2 separate regions of the Mus musculus genome follow, and region 1 is linked to region 2. A link is a loop called in an ENCODE intact Hi-C map of the cell type or tissue named here. Cell type or tissue: left cerebral cortex. All regions are shown on one strand. Links, peaks and the distances in the headings refer to the core of each region. The heading gives the core; the rest is flanking DNA. Region 1 holds the start of Gm49415 (a long non-coding RNA gene). Region 2 has its middle 150 kb from the start of Gm25987.

Region 1 (16,231 bases), core at 5,184-7,683, 240 kb after region 2:
GGATTGAGTATGGGGAACTAGCTTACTGGAGTTCAGAGGCAGATTAAGCCCTAAATGTTCATAGTGGGCCACACTATCCAGACATGACTTCCAGGCTTCAGGCAGAGAAGAGCCTCTTTAGGCTTCAAATATTATGGAGGAAAAGTGGTTTAATAATGAGTTTGGGCAAGTCTAAGTGGTTCAAGGAACTCCACATAAAACCAGAGACTCTGAAACTTATAGAGGAGAAAGTGGGAAAAAGCCTCGAAGATATGGGCACAGGGGAATAATTCCTTAACAGAACAACCAATGCTTTGTGCTATAAGATCTAGAATTGACAAATGGGACCTCATAAAATTGCAAAGCTTCTTTAAGGCAAAAGACACTGTCAATAAGACAAAAAGGCCACCAACACATTGGGAAAGAATTTTCAGCAATCCTAAATCTGATAGGGGACTAATTTCCAATATATACAAAGAACTCAATAAGGTGGACTCCAGAAAATCAAATAACCCCATTAAAAAATGGTGCTCAGAGCTAAACAAAGAATTCTCACCCGAGGAATACCAAGTAGCTGAGAAGCACCTGAAAAAATGTTCAACATCCTTAATCATCAGGGAAATGCAAATCAAAACAACCCTGAGATTCCACCTCACACCAGTCAGAGTGGCTAAGATCAAAAATTCAGATGAAGCAGGTGCTTCAGAGGATGTGGAGAAAGAGGAACACTCCTTCATTGTTGGTGGGATTTCAAGCTTGTACAATCCCTCTGGAAATCAGTCTGGAAGTTCCTCAGAAAACTGGACATAGGACTAGAGGAGGATCCAGCAATATCTCTCCTTGGCATATATCCAGAAGATGTTCCAACTGGTAATAAGAACACATGCTCCACTAAGTTCATAGCAGCCTTATTTATAATAGCCAGAAGCTGGAAAGAACCCAGATGTCCCTCAACAGAGAAATGGATACAGAAAATGTGGTACATTTACACAACGGAGTACTACTCAGCTATTAAAAAGAATGAATTTATGAAATTCTTAGGCAAATGGATAGATCTGGAGGGTATCATCCTGAGTGAGGTAACCCAATCACAAAAGAATTCACATCATATGCACTCACTGATTAGTGGATATTAGCCCAGAAACATAGAATACCCAAGATAAAATCTGCAAAACACATGAAACTCAAGAAGAAGGAAGACCAAAGTGTGGATACTTTGTCCCTCCTTAGAATGGGGAACAAAATACCCATGGAAGGAGTTACAGAGACAAAGTTTGGAGCTGAGACCAAAGGATGGACCATCCAGAGGCTGCCCCACCCAGGGATCCATCCCATAATCAGCCATCAAAAGCAGACACTATTGCATATGACAGCAAGATTTTGCTGAAAGGACCCTAACATAGCTGTCTCTTTTGAGGCTATGCCAGTGCCTGCCAAAGACAGAAGTGGATGATCATTGTCATCTATTGGATGGAACACAGGTCCCCCCAATGGAGGAGCTAGAGAAAGTACCCAAGGAGCTGAAGGGGTCTGCAACCTGATAGGTGGAACAACAATATGAACTAACCAGTACCCCCAGTCTCTAGCTGCATATGTAGCAGAAGATGGTGTAGTCTGCCATCATTGGGAAGAGAGACCCCTTGGTCTTGCAAACTTTATATGACCTAGTACAGGGGAACACTAGGGCCAAGAAGTAGGAGTGGGTGGGTAAAGGAGCAGGGTGGGGTGAGGGTATAGGGGACTTTCGGGATAGCATTTGAAATGTAAATGAAGAAAATATCTAATAAAAAATTGAAAAAAAAACCTAAGGGGGGAATATAATGAGTTGTGGCTTAAATACAAGTTGAGGACATGGGGGAAATTGCCTTTCAGAATTCAGAGTGCTGAAAGAAAAGAGAAATGGACACTGAAGCACCACCAAGTTATATCATTTAGAACCAGAGATGAAATCCAACATTATACAGAAGCCAGGCCCTCAAAGTGAATGTCTAAGCGAACCTCAGATGGAGGCTCAAGAGTGTCTATCTGGTGAACAGTAGCAATGAAATAACCGTTGCCTTAATCAGTAGCTGGGAAAGTGTGTTGGGTGCCAAGGATCATGGCTAAGTAAGACCTACTAATTCTCTTCATGCCCATTTATTGCTGTGTATGGTCTCTAATGCTTCTAATGCAAGGGCCCAACTTTACTTCTACCCCAAGTTCTTTCCTGGCTCCTAAGCTAGGACCACAGAGAGAAGGGGAGTGAGGATCAGAATCCACAGGACTCCCAAGTCAGGGTGGGTTTTGTGCTCCTTTATAGGCTGCCTTGATAACACAGATCCTTCTCTGCTACCCTTCTTTCAAACTGATATTTCTCTTGCTATCATAGTCCCTCTGTGTCTAATTATTACTCACAAAATCCCTAAGGTCAGATCCTTCAACTCTTGTTTGGTCTGACGAAAAGTAGTGGATTTGCACACTCAGTTCTTGGCCACTGAAATCTACCTACACAATTTCAAACACATGTCTGTGCTCAAGACTTCAGAGGTGTTAGAGAAAGAATGCCCATGACTCTTCCCAGGATCCCACTCTGTCTTTAGGTAAAAACAAAACAAAACAACAACAGCAAACCCAACAAACAAACAAATAAACAAACAGGCAGACAGACAGACAGACAGACAGACAGACAGACAGACAGACAAAAACAAAACTAGAAATCATTGATTGAAAAGACCACTACTGTTTTTTAAAATATCTTCTAACACTTTCCAAGTGTTTATGTATTTAATAGCAAAATAATAATGCCCAATATTTATTGAGCATTTAATACTTTACAGTGTGTTGAATTCACTAAAATAATGATCTATTTTATCATAATATTAGCCAATGAATTACAAAATGTTGAACCAGTTTTATAAGAGACTAATGAGTAGATTGTTCTAATCTTGACTAGTATACAGTCTGAGATAATGCAGAATCTTATATGCTGAAGCTATATCATGAATTAACAGAATTAATGAGTAAAGCATAATAATTTTAAAAGATAAAGTGGATGACTCTACTTTAGTTTCCAAGTAAGGAAAATTACTAAGCACAATAGAGAATCAGTTGAGAGAGTGTGACACCCTTGGAGGAGAGAAGACAGCAATGAATATAGAAAATACATTTAATTTGCCTAGCCTGGTAATGTCACATATACATAGTCTACACTTTATGATAGGCAAGAAGTATTAACTGAGGCTATAGAAAGCTGAAATTTAGAATAGAACCTAAATCCTTAATAAGAAATAGAATAGAAAAATGCAATTATGAAGGTAGGAATTAAAAAGGAAGTACTTCTTCAAACAGTGCTCTATGGGGGCGGAATCCAACCCTTCAGTGCAGGTGAATTTGGAAAATGGACTCCATAATGCAAGTTCAGAAATCTCAGCTCAGTATATTAGTATAAAACATGATTCTTGTGTTATAGCATCCCTGCAGCCCTTGATGAGAGACAAAACAAAGTGCTTAGAAGCACAGATTTACTCCTCAAATGCATACATTTCCCACAAGACAAAATTAGCTTTCTCAGAAGATGAATTAACCAAAAGCACGTACAAATTACATGAGCAATGGCTTACCACAGGAGAATTTCAATGATCATGGTTAACAGGGGACCCAACACTTCCAAGACACTGAGACAACAGAACAGTCCAAAGGGACTACACAAAAGGAATATTCTAAAACTATTAATTAAATGAACAAAAAAGCAGTAACCATAAAGAGACAATAAGACATTTTAAAGAAAGCTGTATTACTTTACAGAAAAAGAAACTTGAATGACTAGACAGTAAGAATTGAGTTCCTGAATTTAAGAATCTACCATGTTAGTCAAATATCAAGCTAGACACAGCTGAAGAAGATGACTAGAGAGCTGGAAGATAAATCTGAAGAATATAATAGTCAATGAGTCAAAAGATAAAAGTCTATGAGGGAAAAATAAGAATATCTGCTGAACAGAGCTAGAAAATCCAGAATTTCACCAGTATGTAAGATTTGTAAAAGTAGGAAGATTGCGCAAAGGCAGTACTAAAAGATGTGGATATGGGCTTTGCAAAAAGGATTAGACATATTATCAGGATGTGAATCCTCAGCAGTAGATGAGTTGAGCTTCTCAAGATAAAATAGAAAGTCAAAAGGGGGGGGGGGGAGCCAGATTCAGATGCACTCATCCTGAGTGTCAAATTCTCCATTGTAACCAGCACATCAGTGCCTCCATACTGCAAATGCATCTTCGGCATCCTCTTTAAGGGCTCAGATCATGACTAACCCAGAAAGCCCTTAGAGCTATAAAACCCCTCTGAGATACTATGTCACCCAAACCCAGTTCCAGTCATGAGGCTGTCAACACAGCATTTCTTGAAATATGTTTTATAAAAAGCAGTTTTACCACGTGGTGCTCTTTGCAGAGTGATAGTGATATTTTACTGGTGAGATGTGTTGGGTTCTGTGGTCAAGTATGTTTGAAAACAATGTGTATGATACATCTTTTCCCTGAGTTAGTAAATATCAGCACATTAAACTCAATGACTGGTCCTGATGATGATCTCTGACCCACTTCCTCCTAAAAACTGAGGAGATGTGAATACAGGAATACATCTTCTAGATAGTTCCTTTGCTATGGAGTGCAGTACCCTCTGAGGCATTCCTCTCTGTTTTCCATATAGCTGTTATTAACAGAGTAAATTTCTATATGAGAAGGAACTCTTTCATATCCTTTGTATGGCTAATGATTATGGGTCATAAGGATGAAATACCAACACCTTAGCCCAGTCAAGTTCTATTAAAGTAACAACAGACCCAAGATCACTGTGATTTCCAATAAGAAACATTTTGTTGTTGTTGTTGCTTATTTATGTCTGCTCCTGATGACCTGAGCCTCTGCTTTTGCTCTTCGGTGGGAGGTCCATGGTGATACAAATGCTTTACTTTGGTCTAGTGGAGTAAGTGGGAGGGAGGAACCATAAGGTGATCAGGATAAGAAGCTTCCAAGGACAGGGAAGCCAATATGTGAGAATTATAGTATCATCAACTACATTGTCAACTCTGTCTGAACTACTTGGATATGCCAAGTAAGTGCTCTGTTGCATTGCTTTTCCCAGCTTCTTTTTTATTATTCTGTAGACTTATTTTCGGTTTCTTGGAATCTTCCATTTTGTATGGAATTCCAGACGAGGGTGATGAGGGTAATGATGATGGTCATACTGGTGATAATGATGACAGTAATGATGATTGTGAAGATGGTAATAATGAACTGAATGGTGATATTAGTGCTGATTGTTTTGATGTTATTGGGTATGACAATGATGATGATAGTGATGATAGCAATGAGAGTAATGATAATAAACACAGCTGAAGATAAGAAGCCTGTGGCTTTACTCTGTCCTTTACCTGAACCATCTCTTAGAATCCTCACAACCGGCCTGGCATTGGGCATTCATTGTGTTCCTTGTACAAATTGGGAAACCGAGGCTCAGTAAGCTTATTTAACTTAGCCAGATTCATATAACTTAGACAAAGCAGAGGTGATCTTACCATAAAATTCGCTCCTTCACCTCTGATGCATACTGCCTTCCTAAGCAGCAATGACCCTGGACATGCCAGAGAAGCTGAAGATGAGCTGACACAGTTGTCCTCTTAAGAACATATGCTGTGGGATATTAATGTCCAAAACAGAGATCGATATTCTGTGATTGCAATGTGTGAATCAGAATATGTTGGCACATCTTTCACAAGTGCTTGTCCTCTAAGCACCTAGAGGGCCATTTGTACATTTAATGTACATTAAAACCATCTGCACGCTCCTGATGTACTAATCAACAGAATAATTTATGAACATGATGTGGCTCACAGATGGAGAAGTGCTTGACTTTATATCTCCTCCGACTTTTCGTGATCACCTGAAGCACCGTGTCAAGAAGACTCCTGAAATGTCTTCAAGGAGAAGTATAGTCAAAGAAATGCCGGGTGAAAGGAAGGAAGGAGGAAGGTGTGGATATGTGTACCAAGCATTTGCTATCTCTGTTTAAGGAGAGTTAGTCATATGCTCCTAGGAGAAGATCATCTTTACATTAGTATTTAATATTATTAAAGGTGGAAGGAGAAATGAACCCAAATCTAGCATCTTCCTGTGACACAGAGCTTCACCTCTCACAGCACAGTACAGACGAGAAGGAGTGCTCTTTCCCTATCATTTGCATGGCTGTGACTGCAGGACCTGACAGAGATAGTGTAAGGGAGGGGTGGTTTGCTTGTGCTGTGGTTTCAAAGGGCTTCATTCATTATGGTGGTGGGGAAGGCATGGTGGAGCAGGTGAGCTCAGTGCAGTGGAAATCTGTGTCAAGACTTGCTCACATAGCTCCAGACCAGGAAGCAGAGAGTGCAGCAGAAGTTGGGGGCCAAGGAAATCTTCGAAGGCTCTCTCTCAATGACCTGCTTCCACAAGCTGCTACATGGTTCCTAAAACTTTCACAATCTCCCCAAATAGCACCACTGGCTGGGAAGAAACCTTAAAAACATGAGCCTGGAAGTGTGTTTCATATTCAAATTTAAGCAACAGACAAGAAGCTCATAGTTGTCAACTAACTTTCCAAGACCCATACTAGCAAGGGTTAGACATGGCATGTAGCTTTTTTTTTTTTTTAAATTATTTTTTACTAAATGACAGCACACCACTTCCTAAAATCCTCAGACTTCAACAAAATGTCTACTGGAATGTGTGATGATTCCAGGATTCCCAACACTTTTCTCATCTTTCCTCCTTGCTGGCTGAAAACGCACCCCTTTCAGAACACAAGTGACTCTGAGGAAACACACTCTGTTAGACCAGATCGTGCCTCCCAAAGGTGGCAGGTTTGCATCACGACTTTACATAAATGCTCTTGGCACTGGCAGTGGGCGTCAGGCAGGAGGATGGCTCTGCCACAAGACAAATATAGAGCTGCCATCCTTAAAACTCTAGCAAGAGACTAACCCTCAAGGGAGATGCCATGCAATAAATAATTTTTTGCCACAACACATTGCTTCCCTTTGCATAAATTTAACACCCCATTCTCTGTACAATATGTGATCTTCCTGCTAACTCTCCACAGACATAAATAGCTTTGGCAAGATGTGATAAAGGAGAAGTGGCAGAATGGAAGGGAGACAGGACACACTGAAGACCTTGACCTTGATGCTGGCTTTTCCTCAGAGAATATTATTTCCTGAATATTAAGACTATTCAGAAAGTGATGACAATGCAGCAAATACCAGTCTGATGGAATCCCCAGAGCATGATGTAATTTCTAATTTTAGACTCTAGAATGTCAGTTCCCTATTTGCTCTACAAGGTGCTGCCTGGCTGCATGCTTGCTCCCTCCTTTCCATTGCAGTAGCTAACATATTCCTCACCTTAGGTATGAAGCCTCGGCACCAGAATCAAAAGCCAATCTTGCCTCCAAGGAAAGGACTCTGAGAAGGCTTAACAAGACTAAGACCTGTCAACTATTTATTTTTCCTCAAGTCTATATACCACTTCAGGTTGTTCTGGAATTTTTGATGCACATATGTAAAATTAATAGATGTATTTCTGGAGTATAGACTGTTAGATATTTCAAATCTACTTAAGTCATTTTTCCTGTAGTTTTTGTTTCAAACATGTGTCTCAAACATGGCCTTTGGGCAATAGAGAATCTTTAATTTAAAATAGTATGGCATGTGCCCGTTGCTCTACATAGCTTATGTAACTTTGGCATTCAGTCTGAAGAGAATGCCTCTCTCCTGTGGATAGAAGACACCTGGTTAGGTAAGTTCATCTTCTTAGTGCTTCAACATTGCCATAATTCAGTACCACAATCTGCTTGTGTTGTCTTCTTCTGATCCTTGTCATTCTGAGAGTGCCATTTACTGTAACCCATCTTCCTGTATCTACAGATTTCAGTGTGACCACACAATCTGTAGATTCCATTCCTGGAAATTGGGCATCAGAAGGAATTCCAAGGGGCAGGGAAATGTCAATTCTATGCATGTAGTTTGATCACTAAGGTGCAAGAAAAATGAAATTTCACACGCATAAAATTTGGCCATGTCAGGGCAGGGGGAGGGTATAGGGGACTCTTGGAATAGCATTTGAAATGTAAATGAAGAAAATATCTAATAAAAAAAAGTTGGCCATGGATTTTCAAATTTCAGGTGACAAAGTCACTACTTTGAATAGAAACTAAAAAACTACAGGCCCAGATAAAAACCAAGAGCAAAATGATTCCAGAAGGAGTTAAGTCAAGGACAGTAAGTGGCACGATGTGCTGTGGCGTATATACTGTCTCACTGTCAACAGCCTCCCCTGACCTGGTAGCCAATGTCTGTGTCTACACTGGCAGTTCCTAGTTGAGGTTATTCACACTGGCCAACTGGAGGAAACAGGGCACTTCTGTTTCAACTGCTTCATTTCTAGGATTGACTTGGATTTTCCCGGTTTATGTACATGGGCCTATAATTAATCCTAACAGCTTTCACTAATGTTGCAGGTACCATTTGGTTATGGGCAACCCAAGGAGATGGATTAATGGACTAACAAAGTAGAACTAAACGCCAGCTATCATCTTTCCAGACCATCCTTTTGCTGCCTAATACAGCAATGGTGAGTAGTTGTGCCGAGTATCACACCTGTCTGGTATGTTACATGCCTTAAATAGACTTGGAACTTAATATTTTATAAACACTTATTCCAAAGTTCTGAGTTCTGATGTGGCATTACATTGCCACCCACTAGAGTCCTTGTGGGCATCAAAGGTCAATTATATTGCTTGTATGCTATCATTAACTCAATGGCATAATCATAAGAGCCTAAGCCACTGGGTGAGAACATAAGGAGTTAAACTCCAGCTGTATTCCTATGACTACTGCTTCTTGTCACTCAGCCCCTGAGATGTATTACCATGCCTTACTACCTAATGACCATTTACTGCCCTAATACCTTAGCTCTGCTATAACTTTGTTCTCTCTGAATATTGAATCTATATATTTTAACTGAGAACCAGTACTGGAGGACTGTGGCACTCTGGCCTTCCTGTAGAATGAAGACAGTCTGCTGGGTTAGAATAACTCAGTTACTAACCATCTTCACTGCTTTCAAGCCACATCAACATGTCAATAATCAACTATTCCAAATACTTCCATCCCAGCTTACTCTTGCCTGGATGCACTCAGTTGCCGTGAATACCAGTGCTGTTTTTCTAATGCAAACATGCAGAGGCCCTCTCTGCTACCTAGGGTTTGCTAGAGAAAGAAAATGGATTGAAAGGATATTCATTGTAAAGGGGATTTATTACACTGGCTCAAGAAATATCTTGAAACTGGGTAGTCCAACATTGGCTGTCTTCACACCAGAGAGCCTGAGAGTCCACTAGCTACTCATTCCATTCAGTTGGATGACTCAACAGTCGCAAACTGGTGCTGATGGCCTGGGGTGGGGGGATTCGTTATAATCTTGCCCTTTTTGATCCCAGATCCAATCAAGTTGAAAATCAAGATTAACCATCACATCATGCTTCTCTTCACTCTCATCTAGCCAGCCACTCAGTTCTGTTAGCTCATCTCCCCATAGCTTTCCAGCAGAACCTACTTCTGTCTCTCTTTATGGTCAGCATGTTGGCCTAAGCAACGAGCATCTTCCACCCTGACTCCACCCTGTTTCCAATCTTTCCCTCTACTATTTTTTGCACAACAAAGCCAGAGTAAGCTTTTCAAACCTATGTGGAGTTTACAAACTGGAATGCACTGAGCTCTAAGTGTTTTCTCTTTGTCTTAGCCTCTTTCTACTTTCCTCACTGTTAGTTTTTAACATTTGTTTTTAGCTATATGTGCACATGTGTAAGTATGGGAATGTGAGTGTGGGTGCCCACTGAGGTCAAAAGCATCCAGTCCCCTTGCAGCTAGAGTTATGCATTGGGAAGTGAATTCTCACTCTGTGAGCTTTTGGGAAGACCCATCTTAATTCATAGAGCTTGAAAGAGTTAAAATTCCTAGAATGTATCACAACTGCAAAAATATCCATTGCCTGTGTTCATTGTCTGCATTAGTACTTATTTATGTCTACCCTTCCAGGGAGATTAATTCTATAAAGTGAACACTGTGTGAAGTTTTTCCTGTTTCCCTCAAACCTAGTTCCCCCTTGAATTTAAGGCCCAATAAATATTTAATGAGTTAATTTATGAATGAATGCCACAATACATTCAAGCGGTTACTAAGGTCTACCTAAATATTCATTATTCTGGAATGTCTCAAAGGAGAACCTGTGAGACAGGCTGGAGCAGACAGAGCTTCAAATTCTGTCTAGGAAATCCCTTGTTTCTATCTCTCATTGTCTTCATGTTAAACACTCCTTGCTGCTCAGTGTTTTCCTGTGAATGGAGAAGTCACAGAAGCTCACTATGATGCTTATAAACCTGTCACCAGGGGGGGTCACTGGCCATTATCCTGTGTTCACTAAGATGCTTCGCTTCCATTTCATTTTCCATCCTTTTCTCCTCCACACAGAGTGAGGGAAACATTTCATTGTCTTGACTTATCATCATCTGAAAAAAATTAAACTAATAAATTAGGGTATAGTTTTAGGTCTTATAAAAAGATTTGCTAAAGGGATTCCTTGAAACATGGTGCTCTCTAAGGACATTTAAAATTGGATTTGATTTACAAAAATTTGATTTGCACATAACTACTGAGGAATGTATTGATTGCTTTAAGTGAGCTGCACGAAGACATAACTACCTTTAATCTTTTATAACAAAAGTGGCAATTAAAAATGCTTCTGCTAAGCAATTTTGAAATTGAGGGTCGATCTCTTTGTTGTTTTTCTCTTACCCAGAAGACTCCCCCCATTTCTTCAACCCTTCTCCCTCCTAATTAAAGAAAGGAAAGTTTGTATTCTTGGTAGAATATACTTTCTGATAGAATCCCATGTTCTTCTTATGAATGCTATAAGAGCCAAGTTTGAAGTTTAAGTTCATTTGGTTCCTCTCAGTTAATGCAGTTTCTTTTAATCTCACTTCTCAGAGGAACCATTAGAGGATTCATTTGTTGGTTATTAAAAAGCAGTCAATTACCATGTTTGCTGGACTTGTGTTCCCTGACTATACTGTCATTTTTATCTTTGCCCTGAAAGCCTGCCTTTGTTTGGGGCCTGTTTGTTTGTGTCGGTTAGCCTGTGGTGTGAAATGCCTAATAAGGAATACTGACAGTACTTTGCTCCATCTCTAGATTGAATTTCTTTATAGATCAACGTCTGTAATTTATTTCCCAACTGATCCTGATCAATACAGCTTGGCTCAGCTTAAGGGTAGAGGAACTAACCATGGTGCTGATGGGGGCTCAAAGCACTGCCTTCATAAAGACCCTCTTTGATAGTAACCTGTCAAATTGACCCACAGCCTGTCCCAGAGTCTGGGGCTGAGCTGTGTCCATGTCCCAAAGCTGTCATTGTCTTGTTCTCTTTGATTTTGTAAAGCCAGAGGCCAGAAAGGCTTTTACAGAACCAGCATGAGTGAGGATATACGCATTATGCATACTGGGATATATGAGCACAGAATAGGTTCTACTGCAAACTGGCTGTTGGATTTCAGTAAGTGAAGAGACCATTTTGTTTTACCTTCTGTATTTTAAGAAAGTTGGGCTTGTTGATTCCTTGGGCTCTACTGCTTTTGACTTGCTCAGGTTTCTGCATGAAGGCCTTGTTTTTCAGCTCAATGGTCAACATCCGGGGTAAAATTCATGCTTTTAAATCATGAAAACAGTGAAAATGCTCTATTCTGAGCATTCCCAACTAGATTTTTCCAAGTTCCTGGGTTTTGGTTCCTTGGCCTAGGCCCATTGTTTTTCTCTGGCTCTAATTTCTTTTCTGTAAAATGATGACATACAATTCTGTTATTTGTCCATTAACAGGCAGCAGTATTGACAGAGGTCACCAATGTGAGTAGCACTGTGGAAGCTAAAGTAGACTGTGAAGAGGATAATGTTAATCAAACAGATGCTGCATTGCCAGAGGGCAGAGGCATACATGTCACCCTGGAGCCTCATCTATCTGGCATTCTCTTGTTCTTCATTCTTCTGTCTTCTCTGCTGCAGCTGTGGTTCATACTGGGAGAGAAATTATGGCTTGTTTACAAACTATCTAAGTGGAGAGACTCTTTACTCTGAGCAGTGACGCTGATCCTTCAGGGGTATACAGATTTACCTAGCTAGCCTGTTAACCTAACCTCGATGAAAACACAAATACCCAGTGGCCAGCCAATCAGATCTCTGCCTATCACATCAAGAGCACTTTGTTTACAGTATCTCCAGGGACTAGAATAAGTCATGTGGATAAGCTGACCTCATACCCTTTTAGGTTAGCAGGGACATTCACATACTATTCAGTAAGGACATAACATGAGGCAGGTTGGTGCTATTAATTTTATTCCTTCAATGTTGTCTCTGTAAGACTTAGTTCTGAAAGTATAATTATACTCCAATTATATATAGCAATGATTTTTAAAATATTTATAATGTCCTACATTTTTAGTCTGAGCAAAGTTTTGCACTGAACATATTACATAAATGATTCTACTTGGTATATTCTTTGCAATGTCTCTGTGAAGTGTTCAATTAGTAACCTTTCTGGAATGAATGGGCAAAGTGGTGAATTAAAACAATTCAATAATGAACAAGTGTTGACACCTTTCTACAAGCGAGGCATCATGTTAAGCTATGGAGGTTCAGATATGAGTCAAATATCCCAGAAGGCAACTCTTATTGACTTTGGAGTCTAAATATGTTGACCTCCATTTGTAAACAAACAAACTGAAAACACAGCAGATGATTTGATTTGAGCAAGGTCATACAACAAGATAATGTCAGGACAAGAGAGAGAGGAATACATTTGGCTTTGGCCACAATGGAATAACTAATACAGACAGATCTTACTGACCCAAATGTTGATAAAACTATAAAAATTGTATGAAGATAATGTTTCTAGGCACTGGGCATCAAGCAACTCAGGATTGAAAGTCTGAAATCCAATGATAATCACACATGATGAACTTCACATTTTTTTCTATCTTTCAGCTTAGGGGCATATTCTTAAGTTGTACATGGAATGATGGTGGTCCACCTGAAATGATATTGCTGAGCTGAAAACTCAGGATCCTGAGAACTCTAGGATCTAGGATCACAGAATTATAGCTTTCATGACTTAACTTGGGGTTTGGTGGAATTTTGGGTGATAGAGCTGCTTTTGAGTCTTTACTGTTTTCTCTACATTACCTATCTCCCATACTCCTCTTAGCAATACCAATAAAAATTTCATTACTTCGCCTGATTAGAAATTAGTAAAATCATTACTTTGGTTTGTGATGAGTTCTCTCTCTTGGGTATATAGGCATGAATATATTGAATATCCCTAGAGAAGATTTGACACACAATGCCCACAGATAAGTGGCATTCATCAAAGAAATTTCTTGGGGAAACAAGTGGAGACTATTACAGAGATCCACACCTAGTCTGTATGCAGAGAATAAATTATTGTGTAGTGCCCAACCCCAACTGACATAAAGACAACACAACTTCTGTACCTAAAGCTCAGGAAAAACCATGGCCAAGAGGGAGGAAAGATTATAATAGCCAGAGGTCCAGGTTGCTTTCTGTGATACAATGTCTTCTAGACATGACAGGGAAGCTATACTAATTAACTCTTAACAGTGTGGTTATCCAAACAAACCTGTATAAAAACAACATCAATGGACATGTCAAAGAGGATAGAAGAAGTTTGACAAGGATCCATTCCTTAATGAAGAGCTACAGGCAATCAGTGGATGCTGAGAGAGAGAGAGAGAGAGAGAGAGAGAGAGAGAGAGAGAGAACCAATTTTCTCTAGGTATGAGACACCCCCCCCCCCCCAATTAGGCTATCTATTTCCAAGCAGTCAGCCCTAAGCACATGTACATAAAAACAACAGTAAATGGACTAATGTATACACAGACACACATATATAATATTACATAAATTAGTCCATTTACATATATTTATGTATAATTTATATTTACATATATATGTAAAATAATTAAAGAAGAGTTAATGAACTGAGAGGTGGTTGGAGGGACATAGGACATGGGAATGAGGAGCACAAATGATGTTCATACTCACATATGAGGTTCTCAAAAAAATTGAAAGAATAAATTAAAAATTGTTAGACCTGAAAGGAAGTCATTAGAGTGAGCTTTAAGGTGTACAAAAATAAATCAATGGACACTAACCACAAGGCAATATAGCCATTAAAATTTGAAGGCAGAGGCTTTGAAAAAAGCTACCATACATACATTTAAGACAGGTGTGAAGACAAAGTTTCCCAGAGGAAATGATAATCACCCGAAGGTCACTGGGCCCTTGCACCCTTTTCAGTCAGAGGCTTGAGACATTTCATACACAAAGCTTGAGTAATAGGGAATTTGAAATCCCACCTACATCCCTGGATTCAGATCCCTTACTGGCTGTCTCAGATGTGGTTGGCCACTTCGATCCCTCTTCTTCACACCATGGGAGCTTCTCAGCTCAACATGGGTTACAGATATTGGATGGGCATGACCTAAGGCTTTATGGACCAGGGTGGTGGTGTGGAGGAGGGACTTCTGAGTGGCTGCTTGACTATAGACCTGGACCTTTCTCTAGGAACTCAGTGTAATGGCAGCCCACCTACTACAGTTGATGTACGGACATGACATCTGACTTAGTAGAGCATCGTCATGTGATCACTATTGATCAGTCTCTGACTTTCCCAGTAGGTTTGACCTTGTCACCTGTCCAGTTATTTGAGGATCATCTTTAAGCTACTCCTTCTCCTGCCATTCACTTCCCAAGGATGGTTTTGATGATACCCAGAGACAACATCCAGGCAGAAGACAATGAAAACAGGAAAAAGGCAAAAGGCTCCAAAGAAGAGAAAAAGAGGAACCCTAAAGAACACCAGAAGCCAGTTTATGTGTATGCATTATTCTTTCATGATCCTCAGGCTTCCATGAAGGGACAGAACCCTCCTGACACCTTTAGTGAGGTTTCAAAGATTATGGCTTTCTGGTGGAACAGTTTTGGAGAAGAGAAAAAAAATGGGTATAAATGGAAAACTGAAGTGTCCAAGAAAGTATCTCAATGTGCTAACTGCTTATAAAGGCAAGGGGGAGCATCAGGCTACTGTGAAAATAGATCCCACATTATGGACTCCTTCACCACCTCCTGTGACTGTTGAGATCCCATCATCTCCACCACCAACTTCAACAGAGTCACCTGCTTTGCCCCCTTGTACTGTAGTTAATTCCACATTATCTTAAGTGGCAAACCCCAGCATCTTCTGGGGCTGAATCATCCCAATATTACCAAGTTGAATATTACCAAGCAAATGTTGCCCTCCTTTATTACCATGTCTCAAGGAGGAATGGTTATTATTATCCCAGCCACAGTGGTTACCTCCCAGGGGCTCCACTAGACCAAACAAGTACAACTACTACCCAACCCAGCCAATAGGTTGTCACTCGGTCAGCATTGCAGGCTGCAGCAGCTCCTGCCTTCTGTGCAACTGGCTCCACCCTGACTGTAGCCCCTTCCGTGAGAACAGATGCCTCATTCCTCAACTCAATAGCAAGTCATTATTCTGAAGCAACCTCTTCCACTTCAGGCCATGTGACAGTCCCTTCAGAAAGTTAGAGTCAACTTACAACAGCCACCTTCCCGGCAGAGCAAGATGTTGCTTCCACCCACTCTGAAAATGTAGACTACTCTGATTCCTACAACTGTAGACAGCAGTCCTAAGCACCATATGAACAGAAGCTCCAAGGCTCACATGGTAGAGGCAACTTCTGAGACAATCTGTGAAAATGGTCACAGGTCTGGTTCCTGAGGTGGAGTCTCCTCAGATGAATGTTGAATTGGTGAGTGGGTCCTCTATGACACTCTCGCCCCAGCCTCAGTGAGGGACATCTGGTTGTGAGCACCCTTCCATTATAGGAAGTAGGACAATAAGTGCTGCAGCCACAGATGTGTGGAGAAGCAGTGTGGAGATGTATTCTTGGCCTGCATAGCCTCTAAAAATCCAATCTCTCTGCTGTTTCTGAAGTAGCCTTTCTTCTTCTCCAAACCACTAAGGATTCATCTACTGGTCACAAGTCAAAAGAGCCTGGTTTTGAAACATAAGCTGGGCTTCTAGTAGTTCATGACCTCTACCCACTGTCTT
Region 2 (16,231 bases), core at 8,820-11,319:
CATTTGTGTCCCAATAAAGGCATTACTGACAAGTTTCTATAAAGGAGACTAAATCTCTGTATAATAAAAAGGAAACTAAATCTAAGCAAAAGAAATGACTTTACACATCTCCCATGGTTTCTGTCTTGCCAAGTACTATCCTAACTTTATGTTATCTTTTCCAAATCACACTAGCAAAACCATGAAAGGTTTATACTATCATTGTCTCTGTGTCTTTGAGGAAATTGGCTTGGGGAGGCCAACTGTGTGACCCAGAGTCATTTGCTTTGGGTGGCGGATCCTTATAGTCTTATCTCCTTAGCACCTGTCCCTTCTTCCTGTATGACCCTCTAACTTTTGCATGGATCTTGTCTGTCTTCCCTGTCCCTGTTATAGATGATGTCTGTGGGACTGAACACTCGTATATAGTTCATATGTGTCTAGGTCTCACAACATAGAGCAGTGCCATGGTGATTGGTTCAAAGATGTGACAAATACAAGCCAAGGAAGGCATCAGGATACGGCTGGCATGCTAGAAGAGGGTGGACATTGCTCTTAAACTTTCAGTAGTGATTTATTTTATTTTTAGGTAGGTAGTTGTGTGTGTGTGTGTGTGTGTGTGTGTGTGTGTGTGTGTGAGAGAGAGAGAGAGAGAGAGAGAGAGAGAGAGAGAGAGAGACAGAGAGAGAAACAGAGACAGAGAGAGACAGAGACAGAGGGAAAGAGAGAGACAGAGATATAGAGACAGAAAGAGACAGAGAGAGACAGAGACAGAGATAGAGAGACAGAGACAGAGATAGAGAGATAGAGAGAGGCAGAGAGACTGTCTGTGTGTTTTGATATGTGCATGCCAGAAAAAATTCATTGGATCCTTTGGAGCTGGAGTTACATGTCACCGTGAGCTACCCATGTCACCAAATATATTAGGAATGGAGTCCTCTGTAAGAGCAGTATGTGCTCTTAACCACTGAGCTATCACCCCAGACCCTTCTCTTAGCAACTTTTATATTCCAGGTTAAGAGAACTTACTGAAAGAAGACTATAACTTACAGGTAGTTTGGTTGAATATCCAAGGTTACCAGACCTATTTAAAAAACTGTTTTCTGTCTCCTCTTACTGACCTCTTATTTCTCATGCATGGCTTTCATCTACTGACGATGAGCTATGAAGCAACAATTATGTTATGTTCTCCATGCTCCTCTTGATCCACGTCTCTCTAATCTGTCCTTGGTTTTGCAGGGTGTGATTACTAAACACAAGAACATTGCTTATAATCAAATTTCTGCATGAGCTCCTCATCTTTCAATTCTTGCTGGCATCTAAACCAAGAATCCATAGAACACTGCCTTCAGTTTGGGTACAGTTCTCCTCTCTGCTTAGTTAGCATGCTTATCACCTTGGTAACCTTCAGGAGGGCACTTCTCTCTTCCCTGAATACCATATTAAATATGGCCCATAATCCCCATTGCTTCTGTTGGTGGCTGTTCTTGAATTTTAAGGGTTGACATTTTTTGTCTCATGGAATTTTGTGAAGCTGCCATCTCCCTTCTCAGCTCTGAATTGCCTAGCAAGGCAAGGAACCCCTCTACCTTCCATTAAGTCTCTTCTCAGGATCTCCAGGTCCTCTGAGTCACAGACCATCCTGGCTAAGTCTTAGATTTGAGAAGGCTAAGGGCTACTTTCATAAAAAGTATGGAAGGTAGATACCCATACTAACACTAACACATCAATCAGGATTCTTTCTGGAATAAATATGCAGGCTGACTTAAAGATAAACAAATGTCCAACTACTATGGTTTAAATGTATGATGTCCCCCATAAGATCATTAATAAAATGCTAGTCACAAGACTAGGGATCTATTTTTGGTGGTTCTGGAAACATAGGCAGTAGAGCTGAGGTGGAGGCAGTAGTTCACAAGAACTAGGACCTTGGAGACTGGAGATGTATTATTTAGTAGTGCCTCCTGTCTTGAGCCCTGCATCCTAGATGGTCACAAAGGGCACATCTCTCCTCCACTGCATGTTCTTGACACAATAATGTCCTGTCCAAATTTATGGGGCAAGAGAAATAGTGAGGCAAAAGAAATCCTGCCCGAGTTCTTTCTGTCAAGTGACTTGTCAGAGAGATGACAAAAGGAACTAATTGATAACATAAAATCATGTCAAAAATTTAAGATGGCATCAAAACAAACTCTAAAACCCAAGCCTAAAGCAACATATAGAAAAGAATAACTACTACTAAAAGAAATTTCATTATTTAGAAAAGAATGAAAAGGAGAAGGATAGTGAGACATGAGGGAATACACTCAAAGGGCATAATATACTTGCATAAAAATGACCTTGTGTAGCTCTGTATAATAATAATAACCAACAATGGCCATAAAGAGCCGCTACTCTTTTCTCATTAGTCTGCTCTGGATTGACAAAGGAATGTCTCTGAGTTTGGGGCTTCTGACTCTCCCATGATATCTGTCAAGCTACCCTCCTGGAAAGACTTAGACATCTAGCTATTTCTGAGCTATGTGGAACACCTTTGAAAGGGCCACATGAGTAGATGATGGGAAAGGAACTTGGTACTTGCTCCTCCTGGTCCCCTCCTTTCATTGGTCACAAGTTACCTGGCAGGAAGAGTTAATATTCTCATCTTCCTTGCTCATCATAAACTGCCACAATAATAGTCTGTAGCCTGAAGCCTGGTGGGCCTATGTGTGAAGCCAGTGAGGGTAAGGAAGCCATGTTTCTAGTGCTGTAGTGATCACAGGTTCTGCATATAATTGGAAGCCATGGTGCAAGACATTGGGCCAGGTGTTGCTGGGTCATGCTAAGTCACATAGGAAACACTATGAGGGAGTCTAATGTGCCTTTAAGGACTCCATTGAACAGAAATACATAAGCTTGGTATGGCAAGAAGAATTGGTATAAGTTATAGGCAATAAATGACTTTTCAGTTTACTTGCTTTATGACTTTGACTACAATTCTAAGCCTCTCTGTGCACTGGATTTCTCATGAATGAAACAAGAGTGATCACTAGGTGTGCCCTTGCAGAATTTCTAGTTAAGCTCTCCTGAGCTTTATGTAGGTATAAAACTTATCTCTCTTAGTACTTTCTCTGTCCCTTGTTTTGCATATCTTTGGAGTAAAGTAAGCTAGAGATTCAGGCTAACCAGGAAAGAGTTAACAAAGGGTAATGGCCATCCAAGGTCATGGGCAGTTTTCCTTCTGCTGGAATTGTAATAGTCCAGGTTAAATATAGCCATGGAAGACTTCCATCTAATGCTGGTCAACTGCAAATATTTAGCACATCCTGGAGTGGAAGAAAATTGTCACCAATCACCAGCCGTCACCAGCAGCAACTCTAAAGAAAGCTGAGGGCAAAATTCAGTGGTGTCAACATTCTCCGTTGGCACCTGTAATGACCAAGGCTTGCCTGGAGCTCCAGCTGACTGTGTGTTTAAAGGTGACTGTTTATGAGGCTGGTGGGTCTTTCAGAGTCTTTCATCCTTTGATTTTTCGCTAAACTAGGATTCCAGAGAAAATTTTGGGTAAGCAATTATTTAAAGCAACATACACACACACACAACAAAACGAAACAAAACCCTAAAGTCATTGTCTGAATATAAAGTACTCACCCCTCACCAGCCACACATTTTTATATGTATCTCTCTTGCCTTCACAACACCTTATGAAGTGAGCTCTAATTTGTCCTCATTTTAGATAAGGCTCTTGAAGGTCACAGAGATTGAAATCCCAGCTAACATTGACACACTCAGATTACAGAATACAAGCTTTTGATCATGTTTTGAGTCTATGTTTGGCTCTAATCTTGGAAGAGGGAGAGGAAACATTGTACGATCCGGAGGGTATGGAGATATCTAGCAAAATGTTTTCTTGTGGATATGATCTGACCACTGTACCCATGATCTCAGTACAGTTGTGGATCTCTATGCAAGACCTACACGAGATTTATTCCAATATGGGGGAGGAGCTATCAAGTCCCACTTCCCTCTGGGAGATTATTGGCTTTTTTTGTTTGCTTGCTTCTGTTTTGTTTTATTTTGTTGTTGTTGCTGGGCAAAGAGATACCGTTTTCTTCATTGGTGTAGACAAGTATGGGTTTCTCATGCTTCAGTAAATAACCTTCGCCTCACATTTGTGCAAGCAATTCTAATTAAACTCAGTAGGTCACATGCAGGAAGGAGACACGAAAGAAGGTGGGAGACTGGCTAAGAAGTAGAAGGATCTCAACAGGAGAGAGCGGAGGATGAGGAGAGTAAGGGGTAAAAAGGACTAAAATTCATTATTTACAAGTATGGAATTGTTAAAGAACAAAAAGGGGGGACCCCCCCCTTGACTCTGAGACAATTTATCAATGGAATATTATGCCTGTGATGTAGGCTGCTAAGCTCTTGGGAGCAAAGGAGGGAGTGATTAGGCTTTAGCCAACAAGGTTCTTGGCAAACAGAGATATCTGGCCACTCAAGAAGCACAGGTAAGTCCACAGAAAGCCAGAGGAGTCAGACTTGATCTTTTTTTCTCCTTTTCATACATCATCTGGAGTTAGACATAGGTCATCATGATCTGCCTCTTACCCAAATTGTGATTGTCATATATGTGAAGAATGGATGTAAACTGTAAAGCATTGTGATAGTGATATTTATTAGCCTTAATGACATACTGAGCACAGTCACAGCACTTTCTCATATGTTATCTCATTTAATCTTTGTGACAATAAACCACCTGTTATTCTTACCTCATTTTTCAGATAATGAAACCAAGGCCAGGACAAAATAAGTGGGTAAAGGGGGTAGTAGCACCAGTCTAAGCACAGGATTTTCTGTGAGAATATGTGGTGTGTAGACTGTATAATTGTTCCTTGTTGCCTGAGGCCGTCGGGGCTTACTATAAAGCAGAGAACTTATTAGATGTTGGATCTTCCATGGCCAATCTAGGACCTAATTCCATGGAGCCTCATTTCCCTGCTGTGACTTGTTTCCACCAACATGCCACTGTCCATTTCTTATTTCCTGGGAGCTGTCATGCATGAGCCTGAGGGATGGCTTTGGGGTCACAGCATCATCAGGAGGCTTCTGGCATTGGTGTGAACAGCTGTAGGGTTCATGCTGGGGAAGTAGCCCTAGATTTTTGGACAGGGCCATTGGGATTAGAAGGTTGTCCACAGTTCTGATCCCTCACTTACAATGCTTGTGGGCTTGCAACTCATGCTTCTTCCCTGAGCCTAAGACTCGGGATGATTTACCTTCACACATTTTAGGCCATAGCTGTAAAAACTATATATGAACTTTGACTTCATAATTCTTTTTCTGAGAGTTAACCTGAAGGGGATAGTCTAGGTGGTTTTCTTTGAGGGAAGACAGGGTTGGAGAATGAAGGAAGCAGAAACCTTCTGTAGAGGGCCCTGGTGTAGTAGAGAGGGGGCCCTGGTCTCACATAATGCATGACTAAAGGTCACTCAACTACTAATGACACCCATGAGACCCTGGGTACATGGCTTCCTTTTCCAGAGATGATCTACTTGCATTTAAAATGGAGATGAAGATGCCTTTTTGCAAGTTCATTCTGGGTTTGGTGAACAATGAAAAAGAGAAAACATAATATTGATGTTCCATGGTGGAACTTGTGGCTCTAGCTATATATGTAGCAGAGGATGGCCTAGTAGGTCATCAATGGGAGGAGATGCCCTTGGTCCTGTGAAGGTTCTATGCCCCAGTATGGGGGAATGCCAGGACCAGGAATGGGAGTGGGTGGGTTGGTGTGAGCAGGGGGAGGGGGGAGGGGATAGGGGATTTTTGGAGGGGAAACTAGGAAAGGGTATAACATTTGAAATGTAAATAAAGAAAATATCTAATAAAAAAAAAGAGAAAACATAACAAAGAAAGTAGGGTAAGGTTGAAGAAAAGAGGGAATAAATTACCAGAACCTAGGGATCCAGAGTCACTGAAGTAAAGCCGTGGATTAGGATACTGCCTCCTGCTGGTCGGCACAGCTGAGAAAGCGTCATCACTAACATGGTTTCTCATATCCTTGACTCTGGAGAGTTGGCCACATGATATATAAGAATGCCCCAGGCCCCCAACTAAATGCCCATTGGCACTGCATTGTCTCCTATATTTTGACCTGAGTCAGATGTACTTGTGACCACTGTTTTATTTGTAATGGACTTGGTTTCTGTGTCTTGGAGCTGGGGCGGACACAGCAAGATAGCTGGGAGGGTTCCTGGAGTCCGTTTGTGGTTGTTTCCATAGAGGAGCTCCCCACGGATGCCAGGTTGAAAAGCTGGCCTCAGCCTACCTTGGGAGTCTAGGAAGCAAGGCTGTAATTCTTTGTGCTGCAGCTCCTATTGACGGGTACCCAGGCTGTGTCAGCCTGGGTGTTAAACAAGCATCCATTCTCCTTTGTTGGAAGTCATATTTATATCACCCTCCTTGCATAAGTGGAAAATAGTGGTGCAAGAAAGTTAAATGATATGTTTAAGACTACATGCCCCATGGGTGACAGACCTGGTGCTCCAACCCAGACTTTCTAAGTCTTTTGCCTGCCTTATTTAAGCACTAATCTAGTGAAAGAGGGAGAAAGAGCTTCATTGATTGTAAATCTTCTGAGTTTCTCACTTTCTCCAGGAAGAATGAACCAACTGTACCTGCATAATTCACTGTTCCAATGACATGGCTGAATATTGTCCTCTTATCCAGGCTCTGAAAATACAGAACAACCTTATGTCAGCTCCCTGTGAAAATTGCCTTTCAGTGGAAGAACTCATGGGTGGTAGGAAAAGCCACTGTTGTCTGGTTTTATTTAGAAAATACCTATAGCTCTCTTCTAAGCTCCTTCTCTATCTTTACATACCTATTGAGCACCTACTATGTTCCAGAAAAATGGTAGAAGATGTGTGCTGCCTTACAATGACTCCTTAACAAAAATAAACCATGCCTTTTGAAAGCAGGAGAATCAGTGAACTTAGTTTCTTGTCTTAGGTCACACAGCTGTGTCTGGGAAAGCTGTGACTACACCTAAGTCCGACTGGTGACTGTGGCACCTTCAATCTGGTTTCTAGCTTTACCTGTGATTCCATTTGCTGTGTATCCTTGGGTGCAACATTTTGCTTCTTGGTCCTTAATTATCCATCTCTTCTCTAAAATGGTATAACTTGGTCAGATGGTCTTCAAGGTCTTCTGAGTTGGGTGCCTGTGGCAATAAGTCTTTGATGTAACAAAGTATAGGTGCCTCAAAGATTTCAGATACAAAGATGCCAGAGGCCTTCTTTTAAAGCTAGCCTGTGCTGTCCTCTTCCAGAAGTGAAGGAAGTTAATACCGTTCATGTGAAGAGGCCTGAGGCCTGCATGGTGCTCAGAGTCTCCCCCTTTCTTTTAGATCAACCTATGTTTGGAGTTCAGGCAACTACCTGACAACTGAGATGGAGAGAGAACAACCAACCTCCAGGCAACCAGGAGGCTGGCTTTATGCAACTGATTTGTGGATCCTTAAATTACCCAACTTTGGGGTTGTTGCGACCTAACATGAACCATGAGTCTAATTAGAACTAATTAAGGAGGCAGCTCTATGTCTTGAAGAACCAAACTTAGGAAGTTTTAAAATCAAGCTGTTGACACCCCTTCGGCATTCTTACCATTACCATGGATAATGAGGGGAAGAGAGGGCATTTTTACCATGAGCAGGTGTCAGGAGGTTTGCCTACGGATGATTTTTGCGGGTTTCATCAAATCTGTTGTTTTTCTTAAAGTAGAATTGTCTTAACTTAAACCCAGCTCCAACGTTGATCCTAGTATGGTGTGGGATTGAAGCTGTGTGTGATGATGTGAGTTAAGGGGACAACAGCTGCTAAGGAATAGACTAATTGCACATGATGATCCCAATTCTTGCAATTCTTGCCCTCTCACAACTTAGATCTTGCTACTCTTCAATATTCACGATTCTCTTCTCTCACTTCATGAATGTGACTGAAATGATATTGGTTGATTCTAAACCTTTTGCATCAAGAAACCATACACACTTCCATTGTGTCTTCTGGATTCCAGTCACTTCCAAGTCAGCCATACTGGGTTGACTCTGTAGAGTCTGAGAGACTTGCATGAATTATGGAATATCTGAGGCCCAAGCTGAAGGATCCCAACGTGATCCTGAGCGTTCTGGCAACGGTGAGGAAGGGAGCATATGGGAATTACCGATGGACAGTAATTGTGTTTATTATTTTTATTTAATTTTTACACTATTCATTTGAAGCAAGTGTTGTCTTTACTTTATAGAGACAGATACTGAAGCAAAGAGCCTAAAAATAATCAGAGAAGGCTCCACATCTATGCATGTAGGCATTCTGTGAGTGACCTAGTTCCAAAGACTGGCCCAATGCCTCTCTAAAAGACACCTAACTAGATATGGCTCTCTACCCCGAATATCTCCAAGATAAAAAATAAAAGGGAGATAGTGAGGGGAAAACAATATCATTCTTATATCCATCCTGCAAACAAACAAGGGGAGCTGTCTGACTTCTATTTGTGAGACCAGGACCCCTGAAACTGACAGATCAAGTATGGCAAGATGTTCTCACTTGTCACTGTTCATGAACTTGTCACGGGGATAAACTTGTCCACCATATAAAATTATAATCAAATAAAGTTCTGGTCAGATAAACATGAGAATTCCTAGAACAATAGCATCCAATCTCAATTTGGTCTTTTTCCTTGAATGGGGGTGTGTGTGCGGGTAGAGGGACGGGTCCTATTGGAACACACAGCCCGCTTGAGGTAGGGCTGGGATTTACCATAGGTCGGCCTAACCTTAGTTTCAATCTTTCTATCCATGCAGCTTGTCTAGTACAATAGTTGCCCTGGGGTTGCAAAGCCATCTTGCTTACTTCCTCTAGTCTTTTTTTTTTTTTTTTTCAGTTGTCAACTTAAGGAACAGAATGTTAGAAAAGATATTTCAGAAAAGTTGCTTCTGAATTTTAAGATGGTGCTGGAAGGTCTTGGAAAATGGCTTGACTGTTGAGGCGTTTGGGTGATCTCAGTAATAGGCCATCTGTAGGATCAGAACTCCCACATGACTTTGGAAATTTAGTCTGTTTTATGCATTTCCCTTTTTTCTGCTTCCATTTTTCCAGAACCTTATACCCAGTTTTCCAGAACCTTCTGTCACAATTATGTAGAGCTGGAGGTAAGAGTGGGTGGACTAGAGTATTTATCCTCAGGTGTTGTCCTAAATTTATTCTCACCTGTACTTCCTACTCTCCAATAATATCCCTGAGTGGAGGGGAAGGCAAATAGCATTAAGGAATCTTTTGTGTGAGTACAGACTCTAGGGAGGCATTATTCATAGCTAAGCTAACATTGGGATTTTCATCTAAACAGAACTTTCTTAGAAACTGAAAGAGAACACTCCTACATACTATTCAAGAACAGCAAGTATAACTAAGACTGTTTGGGATGGAGCAGGGAGTATGATCAGAATATTCCTGGTGGGCTTCCATGGGGCCAGATCTAAGAGAAGCTGTCATGGAGTGGATGCATCTTTAGTTTGTGGCCAGTTCTCCTGGGGCAGACTGGAATGGGATTAGGACTTGAGTCATGCACAGTGCCTACACAGATACGTAAGAGATCCCTTATGGGTTTGTTGGTGCCTTTGTATGAAAAAATGGCTGACATGATAAATGCCTATGTTAAGAGGTGTTGTCAAGAATAGTTGATAATCACTCTGGAGGTACAGGCAAGTATAACTCTGTAAGTTCAAGGCCAGTCTGGTTTTCATAAGGAGTCCCATGCTAGCCAAGGCAACATAGTGAGACCCTGTCTTAAAAAAAAGCACCAAATGAAGACGAGGTGCAGTACCTGAAAGAAGACTCTGTGAATGTGTTTCCACATGCTCAGGAGCACAGCCATATTTTCTCCAGCACTGCTGTAGCCTCTCCTCAAAATCCTTTGCCATTTTCCATTTGTGTAGGAACGCATCAAATTAAAATACACACTGGATCACACTCTTCCCAACAGGGAAGAGTTCTTACTTTTTTTTGGCCTTAATAATAACCATATACATCTGAAAACCCATTCCTAAAGTTTACAACAGCACTCTAAACCCTTTCATTTTGATTACTTAATAGCTATGTGTCTTTCAAAAAGTTATTTAATCCTTTATTTTTCAATTTTCTCACAACAGTGATAATAGTGGCACCTCCCTCCCCTGAGTTCAGGCGAGGATTTAAGGATTAATCCTTGTAACTCACACACTTGGCCTGGTGTCCAGCATGACACTCCAGAATTGCCAGATTTGGAGGCTGGAGTTAAATTTATTTCTTCTTGAGAAGGCTCTTATCTCCTAGTTTCTTGGACCTTTTAGGAAGTCTTCAGATATCTTCGGGGTTGCCAATTTCAGAAGGATCATTCTGCACTGTGTGTATATACTTGGATGTTATATTGTATTCACCACTGTGGAAAGACATTTCTTCTGAGGATGTCACAAGAACTGACCAGATGAGTATATCACCTATTCTGGGGCCTGACATTTTTTTGAAGCATCACATTTGCCAATAACTAAAAATGAGTTAAGGAAGGATTATGTGCACTCGTGCTCCAGGGATGTTTTTGTCACTAACAATTTGGGTGTATGTGATTATTTCAGCACCAAGTGTAAGCAGAGGATACACTGAGCTACTTAATTACCCTTGAAGGACTAAGGAGGTCAGAGGAGGGCATATGTAACTAAGTCCATTGAGCTTTCTGGATGGAGGCCAAATCCAATACATGATGCCCTCTTCCTTCTCCCATGGAGGTGGCAGGGGCTGGTCACTCAGGAAACACTGTGATTCACAAGGTGGTTAGCCTACAGAGCCAGGAACCATACTTTTCCTATTTCTCTCCCCTGCCCCCATTTCATTGTGTGACTTTTGAGAAAAGTCTGCCTTGTAAATGGAGGAGCAGAGAACAGGATAACAGCCTCACTTTTTTTTTCTTTTTTCCTTTTCTTGCCTAAAAATGTGGGGTTAAATCAAAGTGAGGCTGATAGGGTCTTCCTGCTCTAACATACCTTAGTAGCAGTCTTCAGTTCTTCATCATGAAAAGGTGTAAATTTCCAAGTCATGGTCCATGATGGCTTCCTAAAGCCAAGATAACCTACAGCAGTCTAAATAGTAGAGACAGAATGGGTTACAACTAGAAAAACCATTAGTTGACCCTGAGCCTAATGGTTGACTCACAAAATAGTATGAAAGTGAATGAATAGGTCCTGATTTAAACCACTAAGTTTCAGGATGTTTTGTTCTGTAAAAAAAAACACCTGATACATCAGACGTTCAGAACATACACTGCATTCTTGCATATGTCCACTATGTGTACACACACACACGCACACACGCACACACGTACGCACACACACACACACACACACACACACACACACACACACACACACAATTTTTAAACTATTCATTTTCTTGGAACTTTATAAATTACTTAGTGCTTGGCACAAGAACTTATTCTTCTGTTCTTGACTTGTTCCTACTAAATTCAAACCATATGGTATACAAGAACAGATAAATGCCCAAAAAGTCTTTTGAGCCTCTTTGGAAGCTTAAAAAAAATCTTACCCAAGTCTTCTGCAAGGAAGTCGTGCTTGGCCAAGAAGAAGGGAACCTGAACAGCTTGAGTTCTGCTTAACTCTTCCTGTGAATGGAAAACATGTCTATACTTAGGATAATTTCTTGTCTAGATTTGAATTAATAAGATGGCCTTTGCTTGACATCCTATTGGTCTGCATAGGATTTAGGAACTGGAAGAAGCTTCGGATTTTATATAGTACAATTCTATCAGCTAATATACGGAAGAATCCCAGGCTTCTAGATCAGAGATGAACACTTACAGTGGCCTTATTTGAGTTTCTCTGGACAAGGCTTTCTAGATTTCTGAGGCTCAAGGGCGCGCACGTGTGTGTGTGTGTGTGTGTGTGTGTGTGTGAGGGTAATGCCTGTAGGACATGACAGAATGAGTGTTGGCATCCTGTTCACAGTACAGAAGTCTCTGGTATCACATGTTTCTTTTTTTGGGGGGGGGGAAGGGATGTGGTTTGGATGTTCAGCATGTGCCTGACATAGTGAAGATATGCTGTAGGTTATGTGGCCAACTCTCAGCCGTAGGAGCTTGCACAGCTCTTAGAAATCACTGGATCAGTTTTCCATTTCCATTATTTCTGTCTAATGTTCTTTATAAGGTAGACAGAGACTTATTTCAAATGCAATTAAAAACACAGAGGTAAACAAGACCTAATGTTTGATGGGGAGGCATTCATGGTCTACAAGGGCAGACAGACACATGAATAAATGAATAAAAAGGACCCTTGATAGTGGTATTGCATCTGAAATCTTGACAGCGAGAAAATAGTGCTCACTTGAGACTTGGTTAGCGCCTCTGCTTAGCATATGTAGTTGTTCCCTTCCTGGCATTGAGACATCACTGAAGACTGAGATTTTGAGCCTGGCAGAGGCTTCCATAGGTTGGGAAGCCATGAAGAGTGGAATGAGGAGTTCAAAGGAAATCAAGAAGGTCATGATGGCTCCCAAATCTCTGTTTCCACACTGAACTCTAATTCTGCTTTGAAATGATGTAAAGAAGTACTGTTTTATTTATTTTTTATTCATTACCCATTCACCATCTGAGTTTTCTAAGCTCTGATTCCTTTATTTCTATAGTACCAATTAGTAACTGGGTTATTATATCCATCCTTTAGCAGTATGATCACTAAATTACTATTTATAGTAACTTATCACACTTGTCCCAGTGTCCAGCATGGCACTCCAGAAATGCCAGATTTGGAGTTAAATATTTTTCTTTTGAGAGAGCTCTCATCTCCTAGTTTCTAGGAGCTTTTATGAAAAGCTAAGTTCTCTCAGTCTTATATGTGATGTTTTTAATACACACACACACACACACACACACACCACCACCACCACCACCACCACCACCACCACCACCACCACCACCACCACCACCACCAAGGCTCAGGGAACAACATGGAATATGGGACAGCATGGGCAGAAGAACTAGAAGATGTTTAGGAATGCTATGAAATGCTATCTCCTGGCCTTGGTATGTACAAATTAATGGCAACTGTGTTTTACCTCACAAGATCAAGCTGTCAACATTCCAGCATGGATAGAGAGAGTGATCCTCAGCTCCCATCCTCCCTGAGGGGCTGTTGACAGAGAGATGACAGATAGGGAAGATAATTTTTCTTTAGTGGTATAACTACTGGAAAATTGTCCATGTACCAGTAAGTATCCATACCCATGCTCCCATAATCAACCCAGTAGGTCATAAAAAAGTGTTGATAGCAGGAGGGGAATTCTGGGAAAGAAGAGGGATGCTAGAGGGAGTAAGAGGGGATAGTTGACATAATAGAGGTGAAGGTATTTGGATGCATTTTATACAGATATATGAAATTGCTACAAAATAAATTTAAAAGGCAAAGCTGTGCACAGAGATAAAAATTGTCAGCAGTGTGAAGAGACTGTCTACAGAATGGGAGAAAAATCATTAACAACCTATATATCAGACAGGAGATTCGTGTCTAGAATATGTGAAGAACTTTGAAAATTAAACATCAAAGAAATGAACCATCCAATTAACAAATGGGCTAATGAATGGCATAGACAGCAGCTAAAATAAGAAGCACAAATAGGCCATAAACACTTGAAAAAGCGTTCAGTATCTTGAGCCAGCAGAAAAGTACAAATTAAAACTACTTTAAAATTCTGTCTCACCTCGTCAGAATGGCTATCCTTTAGAAAACAAACAGTAACAAATTCTGGAGCAGATGTGGGAAAGAGGAGCTGTTATTCACTGTTGCTGCTGTCCCAAACAGGTACAGCCAGTATAGAAGTCAGTGTAGATGCTACTCCAAAACACTAAAATTGGACGACTCTCAGTCAAGTGCAAGAGATACTTGAACTTCCCTGTTTATTGCTGCACTAAGAAAGCTAAGCAAACTAGGTGTCTAACAACAGATAAATGAGTAAGGAGGAGATGAGCTATATATACAATGGTGTTTTCTTTAGCCATTAGGAAAAATGCGATCGTGGTATCTACAGGAGAATGTATGGAACTGATGACCATTGTTAAATGAAATAAGCCAAACTAAGAAATGGAAATACTATTTATTTTCTATCGTATGAGGAATCTGAATGTGTGTGTGTGTACATGTGTATACACGTGCATGCATGAATGCATGTGTGCTTACATCATGAAAACAGGAAAGGGATCACTTAGTGGAAGACAAAATTGTCAGAAATGGGGAAGGGAGGGAAAACAGAAAGCAGAAATGGAGTGCAAAAGGCAGAGCAATGCAGTAACTGGGAGAGAAAGGAGATTACCAATAGTGATGCCTGCCGGGGGATGCAGGAAGCCAGAGTGGGAGAGAGATGAATAAGAAAAGTGTGCAACGATGTGTATCTATGAAAATGCCATCAGATTCCCCTCCCCTGCCTCTATGAAGGCATTCCCCCCCCCCCACACTCCCACCTTACTGCCCTATGCCGGGGCATCGATCCTCCACAGGACCATTGATGCTAGATAAGGCAATCCTCTGCTACATATCCAGCTGGAGCCATGGGTCCCTCTTTGGTTGGTGATTTAGTTCCTGGGAGCTCTGGGGGGGGGCAGTTAGTTGATATTGTTGTTCTTACTAAAGGGTTGTAATCCTGTTCAGCTCCTTCATTCCTTTCCCCTAAGTCTTCCCTTGGGGTCCCCATGCTCAGTGGGATGGTTGACTGTGAGAATCCTCATCTGTATTGGTAAGGCTCTGGCAAAGCTTCTCAGGGGACAGCTATACTAGGTTCTTGTCAGCAAGCACTTCTTGCATCAGCAATAGTGTCTGGATTTGGTGTCTGCTGATGGGATGTATCCCTAGGTGGGGCAGTCTCTGGATGGCCTATCCTTCAGTCTCTGCTCCACTCTTTTTTTTCTTAATTTATGTTTTTAAATTCATTTTACATTTGACTTGCAGATTCCCTTCTTCTTCTCTTCCCAGGCCTGACCTTTCAAACCCTTCCTCCCATTATCCCTCCCTTTCTCTGCAGAGAAGGGGAAGCCCCTTGGTACCCCCCTTGGGTACCACCTCTAAAAATAATTTTAAAATGTTCATTGCATGAAACTTTACATGATTCTTGACCTGCTTTATATTCATGCATAGTTAGAGATATTCAAAGCAATGTTTGTTAAGTAAATAAATGAAAAAGTTGATGTCTCCCATAGTACTCTCTGCTTCTGCTCATTTTCTGAGTGTCACCAACATAACTCCCTGTGTTTCTCCTCTCTCGCTTAGAGGCTCACGGCAGACAAAGGATGGTTATACTGAAACAGTCTCCAGTTAAAAAGACCTGGTTCTTCTGTGACCTGTCCCTAATAGAGTAATTTCTAGTAAACCATTTGTGTACCAAGGTATGCAGGTGATACCTCTGTGAAATGGCCATGGGTATTCAGGTTGACTCATGGAGTCTTCTTATAGTGGACCCTCCAGAATTCAAAGGTTTGATAGGCTTGTATTTTGGGTCACAGGCCTTTTTTCTTCTGTCTCTGGTGAGGGTGGAGACTCATGTTCCTCTGTTTAGAGGCAGATGAGGGCAAGAGAGTAGTAGTAGGAGCCAGAAGGAGGCTGAGAGGCTAGTTATCAGCAGTCTCACTTGCAAATAGCAGTGTCATCAAGGACTTGACCCCAACAGTTTTGCTTTCAGAGGCTTGAACAAGAACAACAAAGAATGTGATGATGTCTTCAAATACCTATGTATACACACACACACCTGATACATGAAGTCAAAACACAAAACACCGTTTACAAGAAGACTAGTCCTTTTCAGTGAGAAAAGGAATGTTCTTTATGTAGAATGTTGTGGCGTGTTATAGCATGTGGAGTGCTCTGAGGGTCTAAATCCATTTGGAGCTCTCTCCCTCCAATGTGGTGACTCTTAATCTAAATCTAGGTTTTTTTTTTTTTAATCAGTTTCTAGAATTCCTTAGGTGTCCCTTGCCTTAGCTCTCATACTCCATAAGCAGAGGATTTGGCTCCTAAACCCAAAGTTTCCTGGCTCGAGAGCATGATCTCTGATTAAGTCATTGCATTACTCCTCCAGAGACAAGAATAGTTCCCCCCACCCCACGATGTCAGCACCTCATTACAGGGTTAGGCATGCTCAGCCCCAAAGCCTTCTTTTCCATTTTCTATGCTGAACATCATGCT

The links. Hi-C counts contacts between places; a loop is a spot of excess contacts. Peaks named below come from ENCODE experiments on the same cell type or tissue, not always from the same donor. Only the 100,000 strongest peaks of a DNase experiment are listed, where the experiment ranks them.
Region 1: a loop joins it to region 2, with 7 times the contacts of the local background. A loop is called at or near these places in 2 of 42 quality-filtered maps.

The regions. Positions count from the first base shown.
Region 1 is chr15:68,748,137-68,764,367 of GRCm38, forward strand. It overlaps Gm49415 (a long non-coding RNA gene), which reads left to right and starts at 7,150. Exons shown (of 3, transcript XR_003951645.1): 1 at 7,150-7,783; 2 at 8,505-8,617; 3 at 11,917-12,709. It also overlaps the pseudogene Gm18930. In left cerebral cortex, for the core only: no CTCF peak of the experiment used is centred there; DNase peaks (open chromatin) are centred at 6,491 and 6,895; H3K27ac peaks cover 2,167 bases.
Region 2 is chr15:68,509,344-68,525,574 of GRCm38, forward strand. No RefSeq gene overlaps it. Among named protein-coding and RNA genes, the nearest start is that of Gm25987, 150 kb to the right of the region's middle. In left cerebral cortex, for the core only: no CTCF peak of the experiment used is centred there; DNase peaks (open chromatin) are centred at 9,498, 10,361, 10,588 and 11,292; H3K27ac peaks cover 2,420 bases.